Linked DNA regions of Mus musculus: region 2 is linked to region 1. The links are chromatin loops, found by intact Hi-C in ENCODE. Cell type or tissue: gastrocnemius. All regions are shown on one strand. Links, peaks and the distances in the headings refer to the core of each region. The heading gives the core; the rest is flanking DNA. Region 1 holds the start of Kcng1 (potassium voltage-gated channel, subfamily G, member 1). Region 2 overlaps Atp9a (ATPase, class II, type 9A).

The links. Hi-C counts contacts between places; a loop is a spot of excess contacts. Peaks named below come from ENCODE experiments on the same cell type or tissue, not always from the same donor. Only the 100,000 strongest peaks of a DNase experiment are listed, where the experiment ranks them.
Region 2: a loop joins it to region 1, with 2.8 times the contacts of the local background. A loop is called at or near these places in 10 of 42 quality-filtered maps.

Annotation. Positions count from the first base shown.
Region 1 is chr2:168,267,288-168,282,373 of GRCm38, reverse strand. Kcng1 (potassium voltage-gated channel, subfamily G, member 1) reads left to right here and starts at 1,268. Exons shown (of 3, transcript NM_001081134.2): 1 at 1,268-1,496; 2 at 13,106-13,905. The coding sequence starts at 13,132. In gastrocnemius, for the core only: a CTCF peak has its summit at 7,811 (motif pointing left); DNase peaks (open chromatin) are centred at 7,148 and 7,810; H3K4me3 peaks cover 181 bases.
Region 2 is chr2:168,637,640-168,652,725 of GRCm38, reverse strand. It overlaps Atp9a (ATPase, class II, type 9A), which reads left to right. Exons shown (of 28, transcript NM_015731.3): 18 at 1-158; 19 at 3,099-3,197; 20 at 3,846-3,935; 21 at 4,027-4,171; 22 at 4,977-5,041; 23 at 8,709-8,864; 24 at 12,031-12,095; 25 at 12,736-12,844; 26 at 13,599-13,656; 27 at 15,022-15,086. Mir7004 (microRNA 7004) reads left to right here and starts at 11,967; the gene lies at 11,967-12,030. In gastrocnemius, for the core only: no CTCF peak of the experiment used is centred there; a DNase peak (open chromatin) is centred at 9,052.

The sequences.
Region 1 (15,086 bases), core at 5,793-10,792:
TTGCCCCTTAGTGGGATCTCTTTGCAAATCTCCCAAAGATGAGGTCCTCTCAGTTCCTGGCCCTGATCTGGAGTCGACTTTGTTCCATCTGAAGAGCCCCTCCCCCACCTCCCCTTCTACTTGCACTTCCCGCCCCCCTTTCTCCTGGTGTAGACGCTGCAGAAGCTTGAGAGTTCTTGGGACAGGTCCTCAGCTGACTCTCTGACTCTGCCATCTGTCTCCACCCACGTGCTGAGTGAACCCAAAGCTTACATCCCCCGGGGCCAAGCCTAAGCAACTCGTTAAAGAAGCCCCAGGCATAGGAGGCACACTCGCTGAGCTTGGTTCCTGAGTCTCTCCTGCTTCCCTGATGGAGGAGAAAGGACAGTACCAATCAATTTCCCCAAGCAGGTTACTCCCTCTCTTCTCAGACAGCTTTCCCACCTAATCCCAAATCCTGCTGCAACTTCTGCCAACTCAGAGGCCTCCAGAATCCACCCTGTCCTCTCCAGGCTGTTGACTGAGTACAGGACCCAGAGACTGCCAGACCGGGACCCACCCGGGACAGTGAGGAACTACAGCATAGGAGTCATTCTGGGGCCCAGAGCGCTCATTCTTTGGCTTTGGTGACACTGCAAAGGTGGCGCAGGCCCTGGACCGCAGGGGCAGGAAAAGCCCAAGGCCGCCAATGGAGAAGGCACATGTATGGCTGGTATGGTAAGGTGGAGAGCGTGTGGGGCTCCCGGACTGCCACACATAAAATGCGGCCACCCCACCCCACCCCCGACGTGACATCTGCAGTGTCCGTGACAGTTCAGCGTGAGGTTGGACCTAAGGACAGAAGACTGGTTCGGTGGCGTTCCCACGATAGCGACTCACGTGGGGAATGAGGCTCGGGTCCTGGTACTCGCTGAGCCTAGGGTGGAAGAGCGTCCCACGACCACTGAGAAAACTGGAGAAGTGGATGCGCCTCAGGCCAGGAGCCCTGGGAGGAGCAGCGCTGGGACTTAAAAGGTCGCCACCGGAAGGCAGGGGCCTGCAGGGCGCAGGAGATGATTATGGGAGGAGATGGTTATGGGCAGGATGGGGAGAGTGCAGCACTGCGTTCCGCTAGGACCTGGACTCTGGGTCGGGTCAGGGTGCGTGGCATCGCAGTGGCGGGTCCCGCGGTGGCTCCATCCTCCCGCCCCCCGCCCGCCCCTCTCCCCGCCCCGCGCGCAGTCCCCTCCCTCCGTCCCGCCTCCTGCCCGGCCACCTCCCTCAGCTGCTGCCGCGCCGCGTTGCCGGCGCACTTGCAGCCCGGCGGGCACCAGGAGGCGGAGGCGGGACGGTCAGGGGTCCAGCGCGCAGGACAGCGGCCCTGGGGCCAAAGTTTGCGGGCAGCCCCGGCAGGCCAAGCGGGTCCCACGTGCCGCTTGCTGCCCCCTCTCGCATCCTCACCCCGGCATCGCTGCGCCGGGAGACAGAGCTGCGGCCCGGCTAGCTCCTAGGCGGGGACGCCGCGACGGGAACTTAAGGTGGGAACTTCGCGGGCTGCAGCCTGGCGGGACCCTGCTCCTGCAAGCGGCGCTCCGGGCTCTGCACGTGGCCGCGGCCCCGGTACCCTCTGCGGATACCTAGGAGCCCCGGAGAGGCCGCCCGGGCGATGCGGCATGCACCCACGCGGCCGCAGTTTGGTCCGGCCACGGATCCTTTCCAGGGGTCCCCGGAATGCGTAGTGCGCTCTGACTTTGCGTGCAGGGTTTTTGGGGTCCCACGGGAGGAGTTGGAATGCGGGGAAGTCTTTCACTGTCAATAGGCACGGAAGGCAGCATCCCCACCAGCGGGACTCATTTAAGTCATTCATTAATTACGAACTCAGTGAAGGCTTATGGACCGCCTACTGTGTGCAAGGCCCTAGTGACTATTCAGTGGTCGCGGGCCTTAGCATCTAGTAAGAAAGTTAGAGGTCTCCTTAACCTCAGTGTACCCGGGATAAGTGGCCCGGCTTTGCTCATAGTTTTTGGGTGTGGATGGAAAAGAGACGAACTCGTTCATTCTCTGGGTTGTACAAAAATTGGTTGAGCACCTGCTGTGGGCATCTCACTATGCCAAACACTCAGTGTTCATCCAGTCATTTATTCAACAAGCCTGGATTGAACAATGGCCGAGGTGGCGACAGGACAATGGACTCTGGCGATGGGGGGGCGGGGGGGAGGTTGAGACTCTCAGGCCCTGCCTCAGAAGGGCACAGCCTGCCAGGGTGGCCCGCGCTACAGCATATGTGTATAGCAGATTTAAGGTTGGTGCTTAATGCGTTCATTCCTGGGTGGGTGGGGGGTCCGATCCCTGGAGAGGAAGAAGTGGGCTTTTAAAAGCTCTTTAGTGGGGGCTGGGAGTGATGATGAGGGCTGAGAAGGTTCATCTAATGTTAGGTGAGCACAGCCTCCTCCTAGTGATGGGGCTTAGAGGCCAAGCTGTCACTTTGGCACACATTTTGTTAAACACTTGCAATGCAGAGGTACTTAAGGGGTGCTAAACACCTGAGTTCCCCAAGTAGATAATAGGTGGGAGGCAAACGCATACTCACCCCTCCTCGGTGACATCTGAGCTAAGTCCACAGGAAGGTGAGAGGAGGGGGCAGGGATTGGTCTGATTCGCTGGAGAAAGGAGGGCCTGCCAGACTATAAATCTAGGTAGATATTCGCTGGGGTTTGTTTGACACCCCCAACCCTCCACCAACGTGCACACACACACACACACACACACACACACACACACACCTATGACGGTACTCAGAGTCACTGCCTGGTGTCTCATCAATAAACACATCACCAGGTTAAGTGGTACTCCTGGAGATTAGGGCAGTGGGGTGTGCACACGGTGGGTTTTTCTACCTGTGGGTCTTTATGCTTTTGCAGCTTTGCACAGGCACCTGCTGTAGAGGGTGGGGAGGGAAGTGTGGCTAGGCATGGAGGCTTGGCCCCAAGGGATTGCTCCTACCAGCCCAGCTCTGAGCCAATCCATTCCAGTGGAAAAATGTCTGCTGTGGGACACACTCCAAACCCACAGGGGACGAATGAACCGAAAACAAGTCACCCTGAGCCTCTTCCCAGAGCTGGAGGACCCGGACTGTGAGTGTCTTGCAGCCTGATGAGGCAGACTCCTGGGGGGGGGGGGGGGAGGCAGTTGAGTTTTGTGCACTGGGTTGGCAAGGGACTCTGGCAAAAGGTGAGACATCTGCCCCAGGGACAGAAAGACAAAGATGTTTCCTGAACACAGTAGCTCACAGGGCTGCCCCTCTGAGAATCTACTCTGGGTTGGTTGTCTAAACCCAGAAAAAGAGAGCCCACCTTCCCTGTCCCTACCCATGGAGATAGCGGCTGGTGATACCACCTAAATAGAATTAATAAAACCAGAAGGGATAGAAGAGGCTGCCAAGCCTTGGTATTTTTACCTGGCAGACTGTCCTTAATGAACAAAGTCAACATATGAATCCGCCACAGGATCTGAACTGTGCTTTAAGTTATCCCTGCTTCAGGCCAGCGCCTGCCCCAACAGACAGTTGGCATAGCATCCCCTCCTTCCTGCCGAGCCCTGTGAGCAGCCCAGCTAGCTGGTGCTGTCTCCAGGTCCCCATTGCTCCTCTGTGTTAACCAGTGTCCCCCAATTTCTGACCACAAGGAAGGAAGGAAGGAAGGAAGGAAGGAAGGAAGGAAGGGAGGGAGGGAGGGAGGGAGGGAGGGAGGAAGGAAGGAAGGAAGGAAGGAAGGAAGGAAGGAGGAAGGAAAGAAGGAAGGAAGGAAGGAAGGAAGGAAGGAAGGAAGGAAGGAAGGAAGAGGGTTAGGTCAGTAAGCAAGCCCGAGGGCCGGCATTTAATCCCCAGTACCAAAAACAACAACAACAACAACAAACCAGGCATAGGATCCTGGCCAAAGAGACAGGGCTTGATTACAGGTGACCCCTGGGGCTCAGTTGTCTGCCAACCCAGAGAAAGGCCCTGCCTCAAAAACAAGTGGACAGAAACAACAGCTGAAACACACACACACACACACACACACACACACACACACACACATGAGAAGGAAGAGGCTAATACAAAGGATGTTCTGGCCACAATTTTGAAAAGCTCCTGGTAGAGTAACAGTGTGCACCAGGAGCCATTTTGCCAGCAGCAGAGCCCAGTGGCTAAACACACAGCCCGCCTATTTGATTCACTTTCCCCCATTTTGGTTCAGGCGAGGCATGGCGACAGGAGCCCACCTCCCAGCATGGAACTCCCCGGGCACTTTGACCCCTACTCTCCGGAGACAAAGCTGAGGTGTGTGGGAGTGACAGATGGCAAGTGGGAAAGACAGACTTCCACAGGCAGCAATCCTGAGGTGAGGGGGCAGCATGTGAGGACCTGGGCAGCCTAATAGCTGGATCTATTATAATTAACAATTTAATTGGGGGTGGATGCAGCGAGGCCAGCCTCTGAGTCAGCCCAGCCAGGAACCCTAATCCTGACAGATGAGACTCACGGGAGAGACCAGAACCACATGGAGCCTGGGAAGAGAAGGAGGGGAGCCTCGGGTTCCCTGCTCAAGTTAGGGATGGTAGTCCAGGAGCCAAACCCCAACACCAGAAGCTCAACAAATTACTCTAACCTCTAGGAATCTGCCTAGGGTGTTGTGTTAGACTCCCGAATTCTATACGAAGTGTTTATCAACATCTCAGAGTCTGAGGAGATAAGAACTCCCAATCTTGTCTTGCCCGGTAACATCTTCTGGTGAGCATCCACTCCCACATACCTTCTCCAGTGTCTAGAATGCCTCCTGAATGCCTTGGCTTATGGCCCGGCCTTGCCGTAACCCCTGTGACCATGGTCATATCTCTGGAGGCCACAATGATGACCCAGAACTCCACAAAAGCAGGGACTCTATTGCTTTCCTACCCTGACTTAGTGCAAACATAAAGATGGTGCTGTTTCTCGGCCTGCATCGTCACCTGCTGCTCCCAACCCCCAGGCCTCCCCAAAAGCTTGTCTGCAGAAACAGATAAGGTCCAGTCCCTCTCAGGAATGACCTATGGTTCCCACCGTGACAGTAGAATTCAGGGATCCCGCAGACCATCACAGTCCCCTACTGTCAGCCATGAATGTTTGTTTCACTGAGCCTCAGTTTCCCCATGTTGCCTTTTAGGAAAGAATGTAAGCCCCTGAAGTTAGGGCCCCAGTATCACACCTTGGTGCTTACCGAGTGTCCCGTGGAGGGGCATCTTAGGGGCCAGAACCTTTTCACGTGAGGACCTCGAGGCCGGAGATTGGATGATGTCGCTGAAGGCTACAGAAACCTCTACTCACTGGCCCTCAGAGCAGCTCCGCAAAAAAACACTATTGCTCATTTTAAGGGGCAGGAGAAAGCTCTTTGAGACCAGTGCTCTGTGGTTGTGGATGGCTGGCTTGAGTGCAGGATCCTTCATAAGAGCAGTGGCCATGCTTAGCCACATCAGGCATGGACATCTTGTCCATTGCAATTACTCCCTTCTCAGATCCAGACCCCTAAGCCCATGGTGGACCCAGTGCTACTTAGAAGTCTCTCTCTGAATGAACATTTATCTTTGGAAATGTTTGCTGGGCCTCAGTTACAGCTCCCGAGTGCCATTTTTCTCCAGGAGGAAGAACGAGAAACAGCCTCAGGGTTGCCGTGGGTCTCTGGACTCCTGGAGGAGAATGGGATGGAGGCAACCCCAAGGGAGATGAGTGACTGACAGAGAGCGCAAGGGAGGGGCACTCTCCCATTCTGCAGTGAAGCCTTAAAATTGCCATGAAGAGCGGGTTGGTCGGTCTAGCAGAAGGCCCCTTGCAGCCCTGGGTTCTCCCAGCATGTATGGAACCCTCCCTCCCACTCCTCTTTGCGTCTTTAGCTGTGATGGTTGTTACTGAAGGAGCAGACAGGCTGGTTCCATGGCGAGGGAATCTCAGAGGGACACCAGGAGCTGAGCACTCGCCTAAGACAATTCCCAAGCTGAAAGCTTTATGGCCACTTGTGCTTTTGTCCATCTGTTGTTAACTTAGACAACCTCAAGTTGTGTGACCCACCTTTCACCCCCTAACCCGCTTCCTCCTTCACCGGAGCCGGGTTATCTTGTCTCCCGGTTTTTCTCCTCCCTTCCCGTTGTTCCCAGGCATGGTCTCCTCCCCACCTCCCTCCATCACTCTGCATGTTACACACAGAGCCGTCTGCATGTTTGAGTCCTAGTCGGGAGTAGTGTGCTCATTTACATAAATAGCACCGTGCTGTAAACTTCTGTCGCTTTTCCCACTTGGCTTGTGCTTTAGAGACCCAATTGTTTCTGTGATCCTACACAGACCACAGCCTTGCATCTCCCGTCTTTCTCTAGCAAGAGCCACCAAACCCGTCCCTGGGGACACATGTTGGGAACATCCCACTGCCTCAAGTAAAGGGGGTGACATTCTTGGATCTTTCTTGTTCATCCCTGAGACCAAAATCCCACGAAGCAGATCCCCCACCCAAAGGTTTAAAGGGGGGTGATTTGCCATGGCGCTGTCTCCTGTCTCTGTGGCTCCAGAGCTGCTCCAGAGCAGGTGAACAACATTTCTTTGTTTCCTTAGCAGCCTAGAACAGCCTCGCTGGAGGGCTGGCCAGACAGCACTCTCTCCAGCCCTGGGCTATGGGAGTCAGGTGGTGCTGAGTTCAAATCCTGGCAGGTCAGCTCAGAGGAGACACCCTTGGCTGGTGGGTGGAGAAGAGTGATAGACACTTGTCAGATCCAAGACTGAGATGTGTCTGTCAGGTGTCTGCCGTCCAGGCACTGGGCCAAGCGCATCTCTCAAGTCCTCTCTTCACCATAATTCAAGTGCATCTCCATTTTACAAATGCAGAAGTCCAAAGTCATAAAGCAACCGGCCATCTCAAAGCTGATGGGCTCTTCTGCTCCATTCCACCTCCAAGTAGGCGAATCATCTGATTAGCTCCTGAGAGATGGAGGCCCAACTCAGTCTCTGCCACCCCCTGGATTTACTGCCTCCTCCTCTTCCCCCATCTCCTCTTCTTCTTTGACAAGGTCTTACTATGTAGTCCTGGCTGACCTGGAACTCACTCTGTAGACCAGGCTAGCCTTAAATTCACAGGGATCCGCCTGCCTCTGTTTCCTGAATGCTGGGATTACGGGCGTGTTGCCAGGACACCCGGCTATTTTGTATGCTTATTGCCTAAACTGAATGGTTTAAGTTAATCCACACTGGTGGGCTTGTGGTTCTGTAAACCACGGGTTTAAAGTGGGTCTGGTGGCTACAACTGGGAGCTGGCGAGGCCACACCCCTTTCTGATTGTTCAGGAAGCCCTTGACTTCCTGTCCACCTCAGCTGGCTGCTCACACTGGCTCCCAGCTCCTCCTCTGTTTTCCAAGCCACTGATAGCCTACCGTAGTGACCTTCCTCCATCTGTAGCCTCGGGCCCTTCCTGCCAGAAAGTGCTCACAGGGTCTGGGGATCGGATGAATGTGCCCTGAGTGGCTCACATCTTCCTGATGTATAACTCCTGTGGTGTCTGTCTGCACTGACCTCTGAGATCTGATGTGGAGGACTTCAATAGAGTCCTAGGGTCTGGGTTCTGTACTCAAGTCAGGCTCCTGCCTCTGTACTTTGAGATAATGCTGCTAGCCTGGGTCCTCCCTGGACCACACACTGGTCAGGTCGGTTCTGACCCTCTGACCTGCCTGTGAGATTCTCCCCCCTGCTGTCTCTTTCCTACACTTAGGTCGCATCTTCCCCTGTCCATCATCCACACCAGTTTTTGTCAGCGGCTCCTTTCCATTCTCGCCTATCTCAGCGCCGCCTACTGGTCGCCTCTGGAATCACCCTCCTCTCTTGTCCCCTCGCTCAGGTTCCACCCCTCAGAAAGTTCTGCAGGCTCTTCCTCCAAGCCCGTTGAAGCCATGCCAGCCCGAGTCCCCTCCACTTGTCCTAGCCTTGCTCCTCTGTTCCCACTGTCCTGTCTTGGCCTCCAAGTCTACCCCTGACACTGCCTGAGAAACCCTGCCTTACATAGATAAAACCCTGTGACACATAGGCCTCTATACCTGCACCTGCTGACCTTCAAATACATCTCCTGCTTCCTGCCTTGTCTGCCTCCTGGCCTGCCCTCAAAGCTTGATCAGCCAAGCCCACTTGCAAGACAGGGCAATCAGAGCTGTCCCCTCCATCCGGAGTAAACCGATCTGAAGAAGCACAAGACTGGGTGCTTCACATGCACAAAGCCCTGCCCCATGTCCCCTCCTGGGCCCTCCAGAGAATGTTGCCACACCACTGTCACCCAGCTCTGACTTACCACAGCAGTTGCCGTATCCTGAAGTCACTGGTGCACTTACGTGGAAATTCAGTCCCTCCGTCCACCATCACCAGGTGCATGAGGACAGAGGCAGGATCTGGCTTGCTCTCTGGTGTGTCCCCGGACCCAGCATAGCATCTTATACGTGGGAACGTTGAAGAACGAAAGAATGGCTTAACTCTTCCACAACCCCTTTCTCAGCCAGCAGCCTCTCCCAAGCCTCTATAGCCCCCAGTCCCTGCAGCCGACATAACTAACTTAATCAATGAACGGACAGACATAAAATCCTTGGGAAGGATCAGGCTGCAGAAAGCAGCATTTGTGTCCAGGAGCTGCCTGTGTCCCGTTTGATGAATGTGTTTAACTCTGAAGTCTAGAAATGTCAGCCGCCCTGCTGTAGCCATCAGATTAGGAACCACAGGAGGAGAAATGAAAGCAGTTCCCCCTTCAGCAGATCAGCTCTTTGACCTCCCCTGAGCTGTGGCTTGGAGGACACTGCTATCTGGAGCCCTCACCCACCGCCCTCTAGTCCTAACCACCTGCTGGGACAGCTAACCCCTTGTAAGGATTCCACTGTGTGCAGGAGACCCAATGAGCGGCTAATGGGGAGCCTCTGCCGGAGGGCGAGTGGGGGTGCAAGGGAGACTCCTGGAGAGAAGAGGCTCCCGAGTGAGTGAGTGAGTGAGCGAGCTAGCGTCGGCTGGGGAAACGAGGTTCCCAGGCTGTTCTAGCCAAGTAGAGCACGGCTCTCCTCTTGTCTCTGGTGGCAGGATAAGCAGCAGAGTTGAGAAGCAAGGAACTCTTGAAGCACCTAAAGGGATTGTTCCCACGCCTCCGAGGGATCCCGGCAGGCTTAGCCTGAGGACATGGGTTCCAATTTTAGGAGAAGTGTAAATCTCTCTCAGCCGCTCTAAAATGCAGTCATTGACTTCAAACAGGTGTAGGCTAGTTCCCCAACTCTCGGTCTGTGAAGCTACAGCTTCCCGCCCCCCCCCCCCCACTGTGCAGGGTGCTAAGGCCCTGAAGTGAGCACCCTCCCGGCTGGGTTCCCCTAAAATCAGCTGTGCATTCCTCACCCCAAATGGATTCTCCCCCCCCCCCCCATGTTGGAAATGACAGGTCTCCACCCGCACTGTTTGCTTCCTTCAGGAACTGAAGGGAGAGATAGGTTTTATGTTTGTTTGTTTGTTTGTTTGTTTGTTTTGTTTTGAAATGGGTCTTCCTGTAACTCCCAGCGGCCTCCACTTTGCTTTGTAACGCAAAAGCACGGCCCTTGCCCCCAAAAGGAAGAAGAAGAAAGATTTACTCTGGAGGCAAATCTTAGTAGTCCTGGCCAGGGGAAACAGATTGAAGCCTGTTCCACTGTGAAAGTGGTTATATCTTATTCATTACAGAACAAAGGAAGATATAAATCAAAGTATTTACAGAATACAGCAGTGGGGGGCCACAGGTAGTGAGTCAGTAAATCTAGTGGGCTTAATGAGATGTATTCTGAGGTCAGACACAGGTGTGGGCAATGAATGGCTTTCAAAGGGACTGAAAATAGCCCAAGATAATTTGGTTTCTGGTCTGCGACACTTTAATGATTCACAATCCTCCAAGTTCAGTCATTTGGCATCATAGAATATTTAACCCAGGTTACAGCTTCCCCTCTGTTTCTCTCTTTCTGTCTTTTCTCTCCTGCTAGGAATTTCACTTCACATTACCAAAGAACAATCTCAAACTAACAACTCTCCTGCCTCCACCACCCATGTGCTGGGGTCATGGTGGTGCACTACCATGCCCAGTTTCTGCAGTGCTGGGCATAACCCAGGCTTCTCTTCATGCTGAGTGGGTGCTCCACCAACTGAGCTACATCCCCAGCTCTTTCGTTTTGTTCACTAAGACAGCGTCTCTGTGGACTGGAGAGGTGGTGGCTCAGCTGTTAAAAGTATTGGCTGTTCTTTCAGAGGACCTGGGTTCAATTCCCAGTATCCATGTGGCAGCTCACAACCAGTTCCAGGAGACTGACACATCTAGCTGTACCAGGCAGTCATGTACACACATGCAGGAAAAATACCCATACATGTAAAAGAAAAAAAATAATTATCTTTTTTCAAAAAAGCCACTTATGGTGGCCCAAGCCTTTAATCCCAGCACTTGGGAAGCAGAGGCAGGTACATCTCTGAGTTCGAGACTAGCCTGGTCTATAAAGCAAGTCTCAAGACAGTCAGGGCCACACAGAGAAAACCTGTCTTCAAACAAACAAATGGTGTCTCTGGGGCTGGAGAGATGGCTCAGCTTTTAAGAGCTCTGGCTGTTCTTCCAGAGGACCCAGGTTCAATTTCTAGGCTCCAGATGGCAGCTCACAAACAGACTGTCTTTCCAACCCCTCCATGGGCACTGCACACTTGCTGTGTAGACGTGCATGCAGACAAAACACCCATCACATTAAATAAATATTTTTAGGGTAATGTCTCACTGCATATCTCATTCTGGCCTTCAATATGATAATCCTCCTGCCTCAGCCTCCCGGGTGCACTACCAAGCCCAGCTATGGATGATGATCTTAAAAAGCCAATTACAGACCTGTAATTCCAGCAATCGTTAGACTGAGGCAGGGGGATCACAATTCTGAGGACAGCCTAGTCTACATTATGTAGTGAGATTGGGGGGGGGGGATATTAAACTTTTGCTACTTTCCTATGCATCCATTTAGTTCTAGAAAGGTCTTTTGAGTAACCCGAGGTCTCAAATGCCTACAGTAAAGGAAGCCTGCAAGTGAGGTAGGGTGGGAGTGAAGGAGAGTGTTAAGACTGCAGTAGACTGGAGCGGGGCCTAAAAGGCAGAGCCATTTCTCAATCGGAATTCGAGCCACGAGTACATCTTTTTACATGAAACTGCTTAAGTATCAGAAGTATTTGTAAACCAAGCTGAGCCTAGGAGCTGGAGACAGGTCAGCCCCCTCATTCTCTGGGTGCAGACCGCTCACTCTGAGGCTGGGAAGGAAGGAAGGTCGTGGTTGCTGATACTCTGACCTTTGCTTTCTAAAGCTGCACATGTGGCAGGTTTATGCACAGTAAACGCTCTCATCCCCGGCAAGTGGGCAAGTGGGTCGTGGAGCGTTTACACTGCTGGGTATAGGGATCCAGAGATGAGTCAGGCGTGCTCCCTCCCCGGAGAGCAGATAGTCCTCAGAAGTATCCAAGCTTGCACACCAATAACCGTAAAACTGGCTACACAGTGGGGCTAAGAGCATGGATCAGTGAGTAAAGTGCTTGTTGCTGCAGCATGAGGACCTGAGTTCAAATCCCTGCCTCCCATGTAAAGAGTCAGGCATAGAAGAATGTGCCTGAAGCCCCAGCACTGGGGGACAGAGAAAAGCAGATCCCACGAATTCACTGATCAGACAGTCAGGCTGAAGCAGCGAGCTTCTGGTCCAGTGTGAGACCCTGACTCAAGGCATGTAAGAATGGGAACATGTGAAGACCCACACATACACACACACATACACACACACACTCACACACACACATACACACACACTCACACACACACACACACAACCTGGGGCAGATTTATTTTGAAGCACCTGGAGCAGCCAGAGTTGGCTCTGTGCTCTCCACCCCTGGAGTCTGCAAGGTGATATTTGCCAACAGGGGAGTAAAACAGGCCCTATTTTGATATCCAGACATGTCTTTGCCCATTGCCTCTTATGTACCTGTTTCCTGTTTGTGGAAGTGATAAGGGTGTTAGGAGAAAAACTAAGACAATAACCAGCCAGTACTGAGCAACTGGCCCGTGTCAGGCTCTTTCATTTCATAGGTAGGTGACTTACCTGGACTGTGTGGCTCCAAAAGCTATCACTTCAATACCAGGGCCTTTCCACTCAGCATTTGGGCTATTGAGGGCCAGATGACTTCGGTGGGGGCTGTAATGGGCACTGTGGCTGTTGAGTTAGCTGCTCCCAGGCCCTTCTGCTGGAAGCTAGAACTCTCCAACGCATCAGTCAAAACTACCTCAGACATCGCTGCATGTCCCATGTTAAGTCAGCGCCACCTGAGAGCCACTGGCCAAGGCTAAAATGTCTCTCTCAGCTATGCCATTTAATTAAAAGTTAGCTGGGCTCAATTTCCAGCACCTCACACACTAAACTCTAACCCAACCCCAGGGCTCCACTCTGGCCCTCATGCCTCCAGTTCTCAACACCAAGAAGTCAGGCAGGTGAAATGGCTCAGCAGGGAAAGGCGCTTGTGAAGCAAGCCTCGTTACTGAGTTCCGTCCCCAGAGCTCATGTGAGTTGGTAGAGAGAGTCAGCTTCACAAAGATGTCCTCTGGCTTCCACATGCACACACACATGCACGCACACACACTCACATGCTCGTGCACACACACATATGCACCATTATACACACACACAGACCCACCCACACACATACATACACACTCACACAACACATATCATCACTATACACATACAACATTCACACATACGCACTCACACTCTCACACACACTCACATACAGTGCTTAAGAGCACTGGCTTCTCTTGCAGAAGACCAAGATTCAATCCACAGCACCTACATGGCAACTCACAACCACCTGTAACTTCATTTCAGAGGAACCTACCACCCCCTCATGGCCTCCTTCGGTATTTTCACATATGTGATACACATACAGACATGTAGGCGCACACATGTGCATATAAATAAAAATATTTAAAACTCATAGTACTATTTTTAAAAATAAAATAAAAATACATACTCCACAATCAGTGAAGGGCTCTCTTAAGACTCAGGGGTCACCAAGGATCTCTCCTCCTTCTCCTCCTTCCAGGCCCAAGAGGGATGTGAAGCCCCAAAATGACCCTGTTACCGGGAGACAACTCGCACTATGACTACAGCGCTCTAAGCTGCGCCTCAGACACCTCCTTCCACCCGGCCTTCTTCCCACAGCGCCAGGCCATCAAGGGCGTCTTCTACCGCAGGGCCCAACGATTGCGGCCGCAGGACGACCTGCACCAGAGCTGCTCCCTTGGGGACCGCAGGCGACAGATCATCATCAACGTGGGTGGCATCAAGTACTCACTACCTTGGACCACCCTGGATGAGTTCCCACTGACGCGGCTGGGCCAGCTCAAGGCCTGCACCAACTTCGACGACATCCTGAGCGTGTGTGATGACTATGACGTAACCTGCAACGAGTTCTTCTTCGACCGCAACCCCGGAGCTTTTGGCACCATCCTCACCTTCCTGCGGGCCGGCAAGCTGAGGCTGCTTCGGGAGATGTGCGCCCTGTCCTTCCAGGAGGAGCTGCTGTACTGGGGCATCGCGGAGGACCACCTGGACGGCTGCTGCAAGCGCCGGTACCTGCAGAAAATCGAGGAGTTTGCTGAGATGATGGAGCGCGAGGAGGAGGAGGAGCCGCTGGACAGCGAGGATCAAGAGAGTGAGGGTCCGTCCGCCAGCGAGGGCCGCCTGAGCCGCTGCATGAGGAGGCTGCGTGACATGGTGGAGCGGCCACACTCAGGGCTGCCTGGCAAGGTGTTTGCCTGCCTGTCCGTTCTGTTTGTCACCGTCACCGCCGTCAACCTGTCTGTCAGCACCCTGCCCAGCCTGCGTGAGGAGGAGGAACAGGTAAGACCGTCAGCAGCTCTGAAGACTGGCTCTAACTTCCTATGCCATCCCTGGGAGGTCTTCTCTCTCTGCGCTAGCCGAACAACCTTAGTGCTGCTTGATGTCTTACTATGTGGACGTGTTTGTATCCATCTTCTCTACCTCCCTCCCTGATAATGTGAGTGTCCTGAAGTCAGCAGCTGTGACGGTCCTGGTCTCTACTGCGCCCCCTACTGTCCTAGCCTGTGGGCTCTAGAACAAAGGCCAACAAAGAGACCCCGAGCCTCTTCTGCAGATTGCATGAGTGTTTGGGTGATATGACCCTGACACGCCTGCCTCTGAGCTGGGCACATTCCAGAGGCCATTAAAACTGACCTCCCATCTCCCTTCTTTAGTAACCTACCAAACTTGTTTTCTTAGTCATGCAAACAATTTTTTTTTATCCATAGGTCTGTGTGTATGGACATGTCCCCACAGGATAAGCATGTTTCTGTGCACAGTAAGAAATTGCGGCTAGGGTGGGCAGTGGTGGCGCACGCCTTTAATCCCAGCACTTAGGAGGCAGAGACAGGTGGATTTCTGAGTTCGAGGCCAGCCTGGTCTACAGAGTGAGTTCCAGTACAGCCAGGACTACACAGAAAAACCCTGTCTCGAAAAAAAAAAAAAAAAGAAGAAGAAGAAGAAAGGAAGGAAGGAAGGAAGGAAGGAAGGAAGAAAGAAAGAAAGAAAGAAAGAAAGAAAGAAAGAAAGAAAGAAAGAAAGAAAGAAAGAAAGAGAAAGAAAGAAGAAATTGCATGTAGCAGCAGTGGTGATGCACACCTCTAATCCCAGAGGCAGGTGGAGGCAGAGGCAGGTGGATCTCTGTGAGTTTGAGGCCAGCCTTGTCTACAGAGCTAGTTCCAGGATAGCCAAAGCTACTCAAAGAAACCTTGTCTGGAGTAGGGGAGGGTATTCCATGTAAGGCAGTTACTCTCAGTCTGACACAGGCTGACTGCTATCAGAAGCCATGGGAGCCTGGAGACGGGGCTCTGCTTAGCTTCCCTGCAGGTCCTCCTGTAACTCCATAGGAGGCATGTTCTCTCACCCGTCCAGCCAGTGAGGACACTGAAGCAGACAGAACAGTTTACATAGGTTCACGGAATCCATGGTCTGTATACCCCACACAGCAGCTAGGGACCCATGATACCCCACAGAAGTCCATG
Region 2 (15,086 bases), core at 6,194-11,193, 370 kb before region 1:
AGGCTAAGCTGAGTGTGCATGACCGCTCGCTGAAGGTGGCCACGGTGATCGAGAGCCTGGAGATGGAGATGGAGCTGCTGTGCCTGACTGGTGTGGAGGACCAGCTGCAGGCAGATGTCAGGCCCACGCTGGAGACGCTGCGCAACGCTGGCATCAAGGTAGGGCTGCCAGTGACCCAGAGCTCGGCCAGAGCTGGCAGCAGGGGGAAGACCTTCAGCAAGACGTTGAGGGTTGAAGGCCAGTCGTGGTACTGCACGGCTGCTTCTCAGCACATGGGAGTCAGTGGTAGAATCTCAAGTTCAGGGCCAGCCTGGGATAAAGCGAAGAAATGAAGAAGAGAAGAGATGGGAGGCGGACCCATCTCTTCTCAGAGCGCCCCGCCCCTGATGGCCTGGCTTGGGAGAACATTTTTTTTTTTTTTAAAAGATTTATTTATTTATTATATGTAAGTACACTGTAGCTGTCTTCAGACACACCAGAAGAGGGCGCCAGATCTCATTACAGATGGTTGTGAGCCACCATGTGGTTGCTGGGATTTGAACTCCAGACCTTCAGAAGAGCAGTCGGGTGCTCTTACCCACTGAGCCATCTCACCAGCCCCTTGGGAGAACATTTTATATGACTGCTTCTCCTGTCTGGCTAGTGGCTGGCTGTTGCTCTAGCCCAGTGTGAAAGGGGCACCTACCCCACAAGAGCAAACTTCTGTATTCAGCTGCTGTTGGGGTGGAAACAATCCAGACAGCTATCCTGCACGGCCAGTAGAGGGCGTCTGAGGACCAGTGAGCCCTTGAGGGGGTGCCTGAGAGCAGGCACACTCGATCCTGAGAGCAGGCACACTCGATTCTGCAGGTCCAGGCCATTGCTCAGAGGACTTACGTGGCACAGGCTGTCCTCGAACTCCTGACCCTCCCACTTTGTCCTGTGTGCCGGGATTGTACTTGTGTGTCTATTTTTATGTGGTCCTGGGATGGACCTCGGGGGTCTCTCTAGGGGAGCTCTCTACCCAGTGAGCTACAGCCCAGCCCTCAGGGTAGCCTTCTCATTCTTTTTAGTGTGTGTGCATGGTATGTGTATATGCACATGTGTGCTGTGTGTGTATATGTGCACATGAGTGTGGTGTGTGTGTGTTTGTGTGTGCATGTGCTCGCACATGTGTGTGTGTGTATGTGGTGTATATGCACATGTGAGCGTGGTGTATATGTGTGTACATGTGTGTGTGGTATGTGTATATGTGCATGTGAGTGTGGGGTGTGTGTGCGCGCATGTGTGCTCGCACATGTGTGTGCATATGTGCCTGTGTGAGCGTGGTATGTGTGTTTGTCCACAGGCATATGTGCATGTGTGTGTCTGTGCATGCATGCGTGTGTGTGTGTGTGTGTGTGCACATGTGTGTGTGGTATGTATGTGTGGTGTGTGTGTGTATGACTGTGTGTGGGTGTGGGTGCATGCATCCGTGGTGTGTACACACAGAGGAGGACATGAAGCATTTTCCTCTGTCCCTTCCCACCATACTCTCTGGAGACAGGCTCTCTCGCTGACCCTGGAGGTGGACTGCCTGCTGGCAGGCCCAGTAACCCTCCTGTCTCTGTTGCTCCTCTGACCCCAGCACTGTGGTTATAGGCATGCAGGGCTATCTTTGGCTTCCTCCATGGTACCAACACAGCAACCGCTCTTACCTGCCAAGCTGCCTCCCCAGCCTGTCAGCAGGCACAGCACAGACGAATGAGGCTACTATGTCTGGCCACACAGTCAACCCTCTGTAAAGTTGAGGAGTGTGCTCTAGCAGGGGCATAGCCCAGCACATACACTGTGCTCTTACATGGTCAGTTAGTAAGTGCCACATGTGACTGATGACAACAGTGTGCCACGGTAGCACTGGCTGCCCATTAGAGTGAGCTGGGTCCTGACATCACACTGGCTCTTGTACCACTCGGTACCAGGAGAGTGTCAGCTCCATTGTAGTCTTACAGGCTCACTGTCATGTGGGGTCTCAGCCTTCACTGACCACTCCTAGCAACCACATGGCAGTTTACCTTTAATCGCGGGGACTCTGTACCCTCCTCTGGCCTCCAAGGGCACTAGACACTCATAGTTCACAGGCCTCCACACAGGCAAAATACTCATACACATAAATAAAGCTAAATCTTCAAAAGATCAGGGATGGGTGAGGAGCCGGTGGTCCCACAGTAACAGTGGACACTGGGTGGCAGGCCAGCCTCACACGGTGTGTATCTGTGTGTGTGTGTGTGAGTGTGTCTGTGTATGTGTAAGTGTCTGTGTGTGTGTGAGTGTCTCTGTGTGTGTGTGTCTGTGTATGTGTGTGTGAGTGTGTGTATCTCTGTGTGTGTGTGTGTCTGTATATATGTGTGTCTGTGTGTGTGAGTGTGTGTGTGTATCTCTGTGTGTGTGTCTGTGTATATGTGTGTATGTGAGTGTCTCTGTGTGTGCATGAGTGTGCCTGTGAGGTGAAGCAGCTGGCACTGGACCCTCAGGGTCTTAGGAACCTACCCACCTCTGGATCCCTCCTGTCACCCTGTGAGAGACAGGCTCTGTGGGGCACAGATAATTCCATCTGTGTAATCCCCCTGCTCATTCCGCATTGCTCATTCTCTTCCCGGCAGCAAGCCAGTCACTGTGCAGCCAGTCACTTCAGTGTTTTTGCTCTTGAGATGCAGCCCAGGTTGGTCTCGAATTCACAACCCTCCTGTCTCTGTCCTGACTGCTGGGACTACAGACATTTACCAATATATCTACTGCCAATAGTTCACTTTTATTTTATTGTTTTTTTGTTTGTTTTTGAGGTTGTGGGTGTTCTTAATATGTAGCCTAGGCTAGCCCCAAATTCATAGCAATCCTCCTGCCTCAGCCTCCTGAGTGCAAGGATTATAGTTGTGCCCCACCACATCGCATTCCAACTGGCTCTTTCTCCAGCAAACAGTCAGCCTTTGTTTTCCTAGCAGTAGCCCCCAAGGCTGTCTGTGGGGATCACAGGGACTGAGTCTCAAGAGGTTTGGTGTTCTTGTGAGCCTCACTGCTCCAAGGGACAGGCCGGCTTCAGAGCCCCAACCTTCAGGACTGTTTGCCTGCTGTGATTTCAGGTTTGGATGCTAACAGGGGACAAGCTGGAGACAGCCACGTGCACAGCCAAGAACGCACATCTGGTGACCAGAAACCAAGATATCCATGTTTTCCGACTGGTAAAGCATCGCGCTGGGGCCCTGTGGGGTGAAGTTGTGTTTGTCCTGTGACCTGTAACCTGGGATGAGCCTCTAAAGGGAGGAGGAGCAGCCACTGGTGGCCTCGGGTGGCGGTGTAGGTTACTGAATGGCTGGGGGACCCAGGTGAGCATCTCTTCAGCTCGTGCCATGGGACTCCACCACGCAGCCTTGCACTCTTGAACTCCGACCCTTTTGTGCTCTGAGTAGCAGAGGAAAGTTAGGTCCCGGAGCTGCTTTGGGCATTGCCAGTAGCCAAGCGTGCTGGCCAGAGCCCATAGCAGCGGCTGTGGTAAAAGGTGATACAGGGCCACTCTCCAAGGCTCTGTTGCACAGCTCCTGACTGACAGACACGTCCCGGCTTCTGTCTCCCCGAGGTACAAGGTTGAGAGTAAATTCAGGGGGTCCTCATGGCCCCTGTCCCCATCAGACTGTGTGCAGATTTTAGTCCTTGGAAACTTGCAAAGGATGAGAGGCATCATATGAACAGGCTCCAGGGCCCACAGCATCCTTTAGTTATAGCTGGTGACAGGAAGGAAGGGTGTTGTCTACACAGCTCTTAGAGGCCAGTGCCATCTTGTCTGGCCGTTTCCAGAGAGCCGAACCTTCTCCACCTCTGTCCCCTTTCAGGTGACCAACCGCGGGGAGGCCCACCTGGAGCTGAATGCCTTCCGTAGGAAGCATGACTGTGCCCTGGTCATCTCTGGAGACTCCCTGGAGGTGAGCGCTGAGCACTTAGGCTATGGGCTGCAGGGAGGTTGTCGCCATCGCCTGACCCTGTCCCCTGCTCCCACCCTCACCTCTTGCCCAGGTTTGCCTCAAATACTATGAGTACGAGTTCATGGAACTGGCCTGCCAGTGCCCGGCTGTGGTGTGCTGCCGCTGTGCCCCAACCCAGAAGGCCCAGATTGTTCGGCTGCTCCAGGAACGCACCGGGAAGCTCACCTGTGCAGTAGGTAAGCTTGCCTGGGTGTGAGGAGGAGCCCCTAGAGAGGAGGAGCCCACTCACCCGGGGAAAATTTCAGGCTTGCTTGGGTGGTGGCAATCAGTTGCCCGAGGCCCTGCCTTGTGACATCCTGTCCTGCAGCTGCTCTGAGCTTTCCTTTTCACAAGGAGCCTGAGTTCTGCTGCTGTGAGTCAGACTCCTAGGCCTCTTGGCTTAGGTAGCAGACACTTGGCTGCAGACACTGCTGCTCTTGTTAGTGTATCCTTCGAGAGAAAGGAGACCAAACGTGCCAAAAGGGAAGGGTCTTTGCATACAGCAGATGACCACGGCATTCCAGAGGGGGTGCGGACCCCATGCTGAAGTTCAGATCCGGGTTCAACCCTCTCAACCCGATGGTCACTGACTGATGCCCTGTGGCTTCCTTTACCTGCTTGCGCCTTCATTCGCACCTCAGCAGGATGGGGACGGTGGTGGCAGCCTTCTCATCCAAGTGTGCAAAGACGAAAATATGGGGAGTGCTTCCTGGGGACACCTGTGGGCCGGTTACCAGTGGCAGTAGCCATCATCTTGGGAGGAGGGCCTGCGGTGGTTGTAGATGCTGGCCCCTGCCACTGCTTAGCGTTTGACCCTGGCAAGCCACCTGGTCTCCGACACATAGTCTCTTTTGAGAGTGGCTGGATGCATTGTGCGAGACATAGTCCACACTCAGTGGAAGGCAGGTCATGGATCATCACTGTGAGAACGCCGAGTGTGAGCCGTCCCTCTCACATATCTCCACATTTCTACCTCTCCTCTGTGTTCTGTGTGCTGCACAGGGGACGGAGGCAATGACGTCAGCATGATCCAGGAATCCGACTGCGGCGTGGGCGTGGAGGGCAAGGTGAGTGTGGGGGCATCCACTCTGCCTCCCTAGCGCGAGTTTTCTAGTCAGTTTTCTTCTTGTTTTCTTTCATTCTTTTATTTGAAGTGCAGTCTCATGTATCCCAGGCTGCTGAGGGCGACCATGAACTGCAGATCCTCCTGCTTCTCCGAGGCTCGTCCTGCCACGCTGTCTGCGTGTGGTTCTGGGGGGCGGAGGGGAGGCGGGGGGTCACCCCATATCCAGAATCTGCACAGATTTCTTAGGTGTAGGTTTAAGGAGCATGATTGAGCGAGCTGCGGTGGTTCACGCCTCTAATTCCGGTGCTTATGTAGTAGAGGCGAGAAAGTTGTGGCCAGTTCCAGCCAGCTATAGCTCACAGAGCGAGACTCTTATCTCAGAAAACCCAAAAGGAGGTGGGGGCAGGGGGAGGCGTGGGGGCGTGGGGCGTGGGCCTGAGAGGAGCTCAGGCCTGGTTAAAGCGTGGGCTGCCGCTGTAGCAGAGGACTGCATTTTGGTTCCCAGATCTAGCAGTTCACACTCACAGCCGCCGTAATTCTAGCTCCAGGGAACCCAGAGCCCTCTTCTGCCCTCAAGGGCAGTGTGGTTTGTGCACATACCTACCCCCACGAAAGCGAGCACACACACACACACATGCACGTACGCACGCACAATTAAAGATAAAAACAAATCTCTGAATCCTTTTATTGATTGCTAGATACAAAAAGAACTTTTTCCCTTCTGTTAAAATTTACATCGTGATTCCTTTGGGTTCCACCATCTAAGAGCAGTGAGTACTCAGCTCAGTGGAAGTAAATAAGTGAAGGTAGGCCCACCCTGCCTCTTAGCTGCACCCAGCCAGTAACACTGGGTGGTCTTCCTTCCAGAAGGACTTTCCGCGCAGTGCTGGTTGTGGGTGTGTGTGTGTTTGTCATAGATGCTGTCTACACATACTTTACCCATGTATATATATTATCTTCATGTATACTTTTAAATTAACAACACACCACACACTCCATCATGCAACTCGCTTCTGTCTGCTACATCTTGGATTCCTCTCTCCAGCCGAGACAGGACAGCTCTTGCTTCTAATTCTCAGTCTAATTTATTGTTATGTTTCAGAAATCTCTCACCTGGTGCTTTTACCTCACCAGCTCTCTGCTCGGGAGCAGGCTTGTTATCAAGGCTGTCGTCTCTGAACCGTCCGTGGCAGCATCCTTCTTACCGCATCAGCACTCATCCTGAGTGATGCGGATTGGTGCTTGGGCCTGACTTAAAGGCTTTGGTCCCAGTTCAGCAAAACTCAGTGCTGTAGCCTTCTGTTTTGAAAAAGTGTCACGTTGACCTGGGAGTGTGGCTCGTGGGTGAGAGAGCTTGTGCTGCAAGCGTGGGGACCTGGGGTCACATCCCCTGCACCCACATAAAACACGGAGCAAGTTCAGGTGCACTTCTATCTCTTAATACTGGGGGGCAGAGACTGGTGGGTCCCAGGGGCTCACTGGAGCACCCGCGTGGCCTAAGCCGCAGGCTGTCTGCTTCACTGAGGCCCTGGGTCACTGCAGTGCCACGGAGAGAGAGAAAGCAAGCTGCTTAGTGTGCTGCTGCACTGGAGGGGTGTGCATGCGCATGGGCATGCGTAGCTGTACACTCAGATACACACAGACACATGTGCACACATGCGCACATACGTGTTCATGGGCATGGACATGCATAGCTGCATACTCAAGTACATATATACACATGCGCACACACACACACTCTAATTATATATAGGTTTTTTTGTTTTTTGTGGTTTTTTTTTTTTTGTTTTTTTGAGACAGAGTTTTTCTGTGTAGCCCTGACTGTCCTGGTGCTCACTTTGTAGACCAGGCTGGCCTCGAACTCAGAAATCCGCCTACCTCTGCCTCCCAAGTGCTGAGATTAAAGGCGTGCACCACCACGACCGGCTTATATATAGTTTTAAATGTCATTTGTTGGGGAAATTTGTACTCTGGCAGTGAGCACCATCAACCTTCCCTTCCTTTCTGCTGCCCCATGTCTACTCTCTCCCCCTCTGGACCCTTCCTGTCCACCCCCTCCCCCTCTGGACCCTTCGTGTCCACTCTCTCCCCCTCTGGACCCTTCCTGTCCACTCTCTCCCCCTCTGGACCCTTCGTGTCCACTCTCTCCTCCTCTGGATCCTTCGTGTCCACTCTCTCCCCCTCTGGACCCTTCCTGTCCACCCCCTCTCCCTCTGGACCCTTCCTGTCCACTCTCTCCCCCTCTGGACCCTTCGTGTCCACTCTCTCCCCCTCTGGACCCTTCGTGTCCACTCTCTCCCCCTCTGGACCCTTCGTGTCCACTCTCTCCCCCTCTGGACCCTTCCTGTCCACTCTCTCCCCCTCTGGACCCTTCCTGTCCACTCTCTCCCCCTCTGGACCCTTCCTGTCCACTCTCTCCCCATCTGGACCCTTCCTGTCCACTCTCTCCTCCTCTGGACCCTTCCTGTCCACCCCCTCTCCCTCTGGACCCTTTGAAAGTAGACTGCACACATTTCATGTTAAATACTTCACAGGGGCCTTAAGAAGTAGCATCCCCCTGCATCAGCACAGCAGCTGTGCTCTACCCTCCTACCCCACCCACCGGGCCCTGGGCCTCAGATGTAATGCTGACCTAATGATTCATGGGCATTTTGCCCGATTGTCCCCAAAATGTCTTTGTAGCTTAAGAACAAAAGAAGCTCCAGGAAATAATCAAGGCCCTGGGTTCCCCTTATTAGCGTGCGTGCGCGTCTCTTTAATCTTCTCTAATGTAAAACACTTCTCTGATCTTTTTTTTTTTTTTTTTTTGAGGAGTGTTTGATATTTATGCCATCAATACAGACTGCATTTATTCATTTGTTTACTTAATTAATTTATTTATTTGGATGTGAGTATATGTGTATATGTGTGTGTATGTGTGTGTGTGGCCCAGCGCTCACGTGGAAATCAGGGGACAATTTGTGAGACTCCGTTCTCTCCTTCAGTCATGTGGGTCCCGGGTCACCATCTCTGACCGTCAGGCTCAACAGCAAGCGCTTTTTTACCTGCTGAGCCACCTTGCTGACCCTACATTGATGTTTCTGAGATATTCAGAATGTCAGTGAGTCCTTGGGTCAGCTCCCTCTGAGTGGCCCGTGTGGCAAGAGTGTTGGGGGGGAATGGGAGGGAACACGTATTTTCTGGGTCACATGGTTAGGTACCGCTGTCCCTCTCTATCCATACCGTTGTCAAACACCTGCCCTTTAAAGCATGAATGCACTGTGCGAGTGCACTGTGCGCTGTCCCCACATGAGCGAGCATTCAGAAACGTTCCAGAATGTTCTGCCATTGTGACCGGCATCCGTCTTTCCCTGGTTTTACTCGTCAGGGCCCTAAATGTTATAAAGCACCTATTGGACGGTTTTTTCCTTCTTCTCATACACACTGGGGGTGGGGGTGAACTTAATACCAGATTCATCTGACCTCCAAATTACAACTCTCCGTGATTTAGTATGTTTTCTATTTAAGTAAATTCCTCTTTTTAAATCAAATTTGACTTGGACCACCAACTGTGTGTAGCCTGAAACCAGAGAGTCTCGTTATTGGATGTCTTCAAAGGTCTCCTTGTCATGTCCTGTTGTTTCAATTAAAATGAGAACGGCGCCCTGACCTCTGTGTGCCGATTGCAGGAAGGGAAGCAGGCCTCGCTGGCAGCGGACTTCTCCATCACCCAGTTCAAGCATCTCGGCCGCTTGCTCATGGTGCACGGTCGGAACAGCTACAAGCGCTCGGCGGCCCTCAGTCAGTTTGTGATCCACAGGAGCCTCTGCATCAGCACCATGCAGGTACGCCTCGGCTGGTACCTCCCAGAGTCACCTCTTCACACGTGCACACAGACACGCTGCCCAGGTGGGCGGCAGTCTGTACCTTTTCACATGGGCGTGGCACCCAGGTAGGCAGGCAGCTGGCATCTCTCACAGGTGCAGACAGGCACACTGCCCAGGTGAGTAGGCACCAGGTACATTTTTTTGGGTGTACATGTGGGCACATTGCCCAGTTTGGGTGAGCAGCTGGCACCTCTGCATTGGCTCACAATTGGGGCATATTGCCCAGGTGGGTGGCAGTTGGCCCAGGTGCCCAGGTGCTCGTAACAATCATTATCATGGAAAACCCAGCAGTTGGACAGTGCTTTGGAGTTGTGGCCCCACCGGGCCAGTCCGTCCTCCACCTGGCTGCACCCCAGCTGATAGCATTTACTAGGCCCCCACCTCACTGTTGCTTCCTCAGAGGGAGAGGCGGGGTCACAGTCAAACAAATGCCCTGGCTCCACAGGGCCAAGGAGTGGCAACCACATCGGAAGAATAAATGTGGTGTTTGAGACAGGGGTCTTGCTTAGTAACCCAGGCTAGTGTGTGTGTGCAAGTATGTGATCCTCCTGCCTCAGCCTAAGTGCTGGATTATAGTCACATGCCACCACTCCTGATTTTAACTCACCTTTCTCGAGTGCATCCTATACCCTGTCTATTGACTAAGTGTTTGTAATGTAGTCCGTATCTCCTGTCTTCCTCACGCTAGCCGAGCCCATTTTACAGGTGGAAAGGCCGAGGCTGAATCTGTGTGAAATCTGTGCATCCTAGGGCGCCTGTATTTCAGACTCTAACCTTGCAGGGAAAGGGTTTCCCACCCCAGCCCTTCTACAGGCCTTATGGTGAAACACTTGAGTTTGGTGATAGGAACATTTGAGTCCTGTCTCTTTTTTGCCTTTGCCACCAAGGACCTGTAAAGGCTGTGGACACACCATTTCCGACTGCAGCCTGACCTTTCCACCCATGAAGTGAACTGGTAGGGTCTGCCTTGCCCTTGAACTTGGCACTTGGAAAATAAGAGTTCAAGCCGAAGGCATCTTCGCCATCATCAGTAAACCAAGCAGGACATTTCCTGGACGTAAGGCAGACTGGCGTGATGGCTGAGTGGGTGAAGGTGCCTACTGCCAAGCCTGATGACGTGAGCTCAGTCCCAGAACCCCCATGGGAGGAGGGAAAGCTGACTCCCACAGATGCCCTTTGACCTCCATTCCAGTTCTGTGGAAAGCTCATGGGCACAAAAAGCACACACACACACACACACACACACACACACACACAGATGTAGTTTGTAGAAGTGTGTGGCTGTATGTGGAAGGCAGCTCACCATGTTAGAGGTGCCTGCCCCGCCTCACATGGGAGCCCCCTCTGGCCCGTGCAGAAATGGGGAGATGTTCTAAAGCCGCACAGCTGCCGCGGATCATCAGGCTGCATCTGTACTCTTAATTTATGCTAATCCGTCATCAGACAGTTATGCTAATTCTCCAACGAACCAGGCCGTGCTGTGGTTTTAATCACTGGGCGATTAATGATCATGTCCTTGAACGTATACACAAAAGCAGACAGATGGGCTAGCATCTGTGCTACCTAGGCAATTCTTATTGGTAGCCACCCAAAGGTTCTGGAAGGTTCTGAAGCGAGGCTGGCCCTGTTCCTTGTGCTTTAGCCCCTGTCTGTGACATCGCACCTCACCGGGATGCACACTGATGAACAAGACAAGTGCATTATTTCCCGTGAGCACCCTTGTCCACATGCAGGCTTTAGGGCTGGTGTAAAGGCTGCTGTATGGGAAAGCGCTCTGAGGCTGGTTTATAGAATAACCCGGCTCTGCCCAGTCATGCAGTCCAGCTGAATGAGAAGGCACTGCAAGGTGACTTCCCCATGCTGAGGGTGTGAAAGTATCAGAGGAGCCGGGTGGGCTTCCTGTGGCTGTGGTGTTCAGCAGTGAGCGCTGCAGCAAGTGGGGCTTTCCCCATGCCTTCGCTCTGCACCTTAGTACAGGGAGAGTCGTTGGCCTGCCCAGCCGGCCGCAAAGGTCCAGCTTCTCTTGACGCTAAGGATTGTTTGGTTTGGTTTGGTTTGGTTTTTGATTCTGGGTCTTATGTATCCTGGGCTGGCCTCAAATTCTTTATGTAGCAAAGACTGATTTTGAACCTTCGAGCCCCCTGCCTCCACTTCAGAAACGCAGGGATCACAGTATGTGCCACCATACCTGTCCCAGCTACATTTTTACAAATAACTTTAACTCAGCACTCCCATCATTCTTGGGCTTACACTAGGTCAGCGGTTCTCAACTTTCCCAATGCTGCAACCCTTCAGTAGAGTTCCTCGTGTTGCGGTGACCCCTGATCGGTAATTCTGCTACTGTTAGGGGTCATAATGTAAATATCTGATATGGGACCTCTAAAGGGGTCGTGACCTCCAGGCTGAGAACTGCTATCTAAGAGGGAAGCTCTTGGAAGCCACAGTGCCTGCCTTAAGGTGTAGATGTCAGGATCTGGGAGGCATCCGCAAGCGCTTGGCCTCCCCAGCAGGTCTTCCCAGCATGCACTGTTGGCCAGAGTTAGAAGTTCATACTCAGGTGAGAGCCGCTTAGAAGTCCTTTCTCATTTGAAACACTAGTCAGTCACGTGCTGTGAAAACATTTCTTTTCTTACGTATGGCCCGAGGGCACAGCTCACCCAGTAGATAGGAGTTAACAGTAATGTCTTCCACCCGGCCTCTGAGATGGCCAATGTGGAAACATCGGTAGCTGTGTCCCCAGCTTGGTTTCAGGGCACATGCTTGTAGTTCTGAGCTGTTGGGAATGTAGGCTCCTTAGGCAGGACCTGGCTTGACTCCCAAAGGGCCACAGTGACTTCAGGTCCTGGGTGTGAGGCCTTCCCAACCCCAGCACATGGGGCACTGCGTACACACAAGAGGCTGAGTCTGGCTGTGGATGCTCAATTCTTCTGACTTGTCACAGCTGAGCTATGTGCTCTTGGACCAGCCTCTGACCCTCTCTGGGTCTCCATCATGGAGATGATGGAATAGTTCAGACTCCCTAGGGTGTTGAGGGCCACAGGAATCCCTGTAATAGACACATGACCTTCCGTGGATGAGGCCTGTGCCGTGACTCTCAGTGACACCCACTCCCTCCTTCACGCAGGCTGTCTTCTCGTCTGTGTTCTACTTTGCATCCGTTCCTCTCTACCAAGGCTTCCTGATCATTGGGTAAGTAAGGCATCGCAAAGGAGCGCTCCACTGTCTCTCACATCCCGAAACCATCCCACAGGGAGAGACACAGACACAGTCTCTGTGGCGCCTTGCTTGGCATCTGGATTTGAGACTCCTTGCATTAACAACACTTAAGCACTCTCACCAGATGGGGCACATAGTTATATACACACACATGCACACAGCAGATAGGCACACACATACAAACATACCACACACATACATATACACCACATACACACAACACACATACACACAACATACACATACACCCCCCCACATCACATATATACACCACACACACACACACACACACCCCACACATCACATACCACATACACACTACATAGCACTTACACCACACACACCACACCACACACACCACACACCTTATCTTCTCTTCCCCATTCTGCCTCTGTCCTTGGCACTGTTATAATACACACAGCTCTCCTGTTTAGTAACATAGAGAATAGAGCAGAGATAAATTCTCACCTCTGTCTTATATCTTGAATCTCTAGTGCTAAGACCTGGGCGTGGTGCATGATGGGCCAGCAGTGGACAGGCGGGCAGGAGGGAGGTGGCACCCTCCGCAGAGGCGGGAATGGTGAGCAGGGTCTTATGGTTGCTGTTCCTCCAGGTATTCTACCATCTACACGATGTTTCCCGTGTTCTCCCTGGTTTTGGACAAAGACGTGAAGTCGGAAGTCGCCATGTTGTATCCTGAGCTCTACAAGGACCTGCTTAAGGTTCCCCAGCCCCCCTCCCCCCTCCCCACTGCCTTCCCTTCCCCTTCCTGCACACTTGCTCCCCCTGTCTGAGGGGCAGAGGCATGGGGGCTTGCTTGCTCTGGGGTGGAAGGTGTAGGGTTATGCAGGAATGACCAGTGCAGACTGCCAACAGCGTGTGTTTCTGAGGAGTCGCCAGGCCTGCTCTGCAGCCACCAGCGGCCAGCCATGCTCCTGGAGGTCTCTCTGACACTGCGCCTCCTAAGAGGCAGGGACTTCTGTTTGCACGTGGAGGGCTTCCTTTTGCTGTTTTTGTTTTGTCTGTACAAGCCCAGGGCCTTGAGAGTGCTAAGTAAGCAACCTTCCACTGTGCTGCCTTCTCCGCTGGCCTGGCGCAGGCTGAGTAGACCAGGCTGGCCTGGAACTCACAAAGATCCACCTGCCTCTGTCTCCTGAGTGCTGGGATTAAAGGTCGCCCACCCCAGCTTTCTTCTCCAGTGATCTCATTAAGTTGCCCAGGCTAGTCTCGGACCCACCACCCTCCTGCTTTAGTGTTCTTAGCGTAGCTTACAAGACAGGCATATACCAACTCTGGGTTCTCTTTGAAAGATGGCATTTTTATTCCATATCAACTGGGTGGGGGTAGAGAGAAGGGAACTTTGTGAGTATCTGTGATAAAAGCTGGCAGTGGGTAGTGGAAAGAGTCCCAACGAGGCTGACCACAGCAAGCCTCCAGCCTCCGTCCTAACCTCTGGTCTTTCTGTTTCTCATGCAGGGGCGGCCACTGTCCTACAAGACGTTCTTAATTTGGGTGTTAATCAGCATCTATCAAGGTAGGTGGGGTGGGGGAACGAAGCTTGTCCTCTGCTTTTTAACCTTGACTTTCAAGGGAAGCGGGCGGTTATGGAGAGAGGAGCTGGGACCTAAGAGAGCAGGGAGTGCGGCACAGCAGGGGTCTGCAGTGCAGCATGGCTGCTTCTTGGCCTAGCAAAGCCAGAGAGAAACCTAAAGAGTCCAGGCTCACTTCCCCTCAACAGAAATATGCAAGCACAAAAGGGTTTGAGTCTTGACCATGTGGGACAGAGCACAGGAACACCAGTCACACACACACACACTCACACACACACACATTCACACACACACACACTCACATACACACACATTCACACACACACACACACACACACACACACACACACACACACACACACACACACAAAGATACCCCAGGTCACTAACAAAGCTCATGGGCTGGCAAGATGGTTCAGTAAGTGCCGGTGCTTGCTGCCAATCGGACAAACTTGAGTTCCATCCCTGGAACCCACATGACTGAGGAGTACCAACACCCCAAACTGTTGACCCCACACATCTACCATGCTGTGCGCATGTGCAAGTGTACCCCCCCCCCACAAACACAAGAAGAGCTTGCTTAAGCTGCTTTTTCTAAGAATATCTAAGCTCCCCAGGTGTGTTCATTTTCTCTCTCCCTCTCTCCGAATTCTCTCTGTGTGTTTCATAGCACAGTCCTGTTTTTGTGCCCCAGTCTCTCTGTTTCGAGGCGGACACATGTAACTTACTAGTGAACATGAGTGCTGGCTTATGTCCTTCCTGTTTTTAACCCCTGTGGGTGACATACTCAAAAGTGTTCAGAGCCCAGAACTTTGAAGGGGATGAGGCGGTTGGTGAGACATTTCTTTGGCATTTGAAGCTGTGTCAGAGCATAAGGCATGCATCGGTCGAAAGACTGATCCTCTCTCCTCCATCCTCTCTCCTGCCTCCTGCATCCTCACCGTGTTTGTAAAGGCAGTCACAGGCTGGGTTGCAGTTCCCTTGCAGAGTGCATGTCTAGCACAAAGAGAGTCCTGGATTTGATCCCCAGCACCACGTGAGCACGGTGTGGCAGCTCACACCTGACATCTCAGCACAAGGGAGGCGGAGGCAGGAGGATTAGAAAGTCAGGGCTAGCTACGGCTTCGTGAAACCCAGCTCTGAAACACAGAGATCGTAAACATAAAGGCAGTGATTAATTTCCATGGCAGTTCCTTTTTCTGTGAGTCCCTTGTCCAGGTGACAGTGAAGCTCTGTCACTAGGTGCTGCCCCTCCCACCCTCACCTCAGACTAGCGAGGCCAAAAGCTCCAGGGGTGGCAGCTGGGCAGCAGATAGACCGCCTCCAATTGCTGTCTGTGGTGTTTGCAGGGAGCACCATCATGTACGGGGCGCTGCTGCTGTTCGAGTCGGAGTTTGTACACATCGTGGCAATC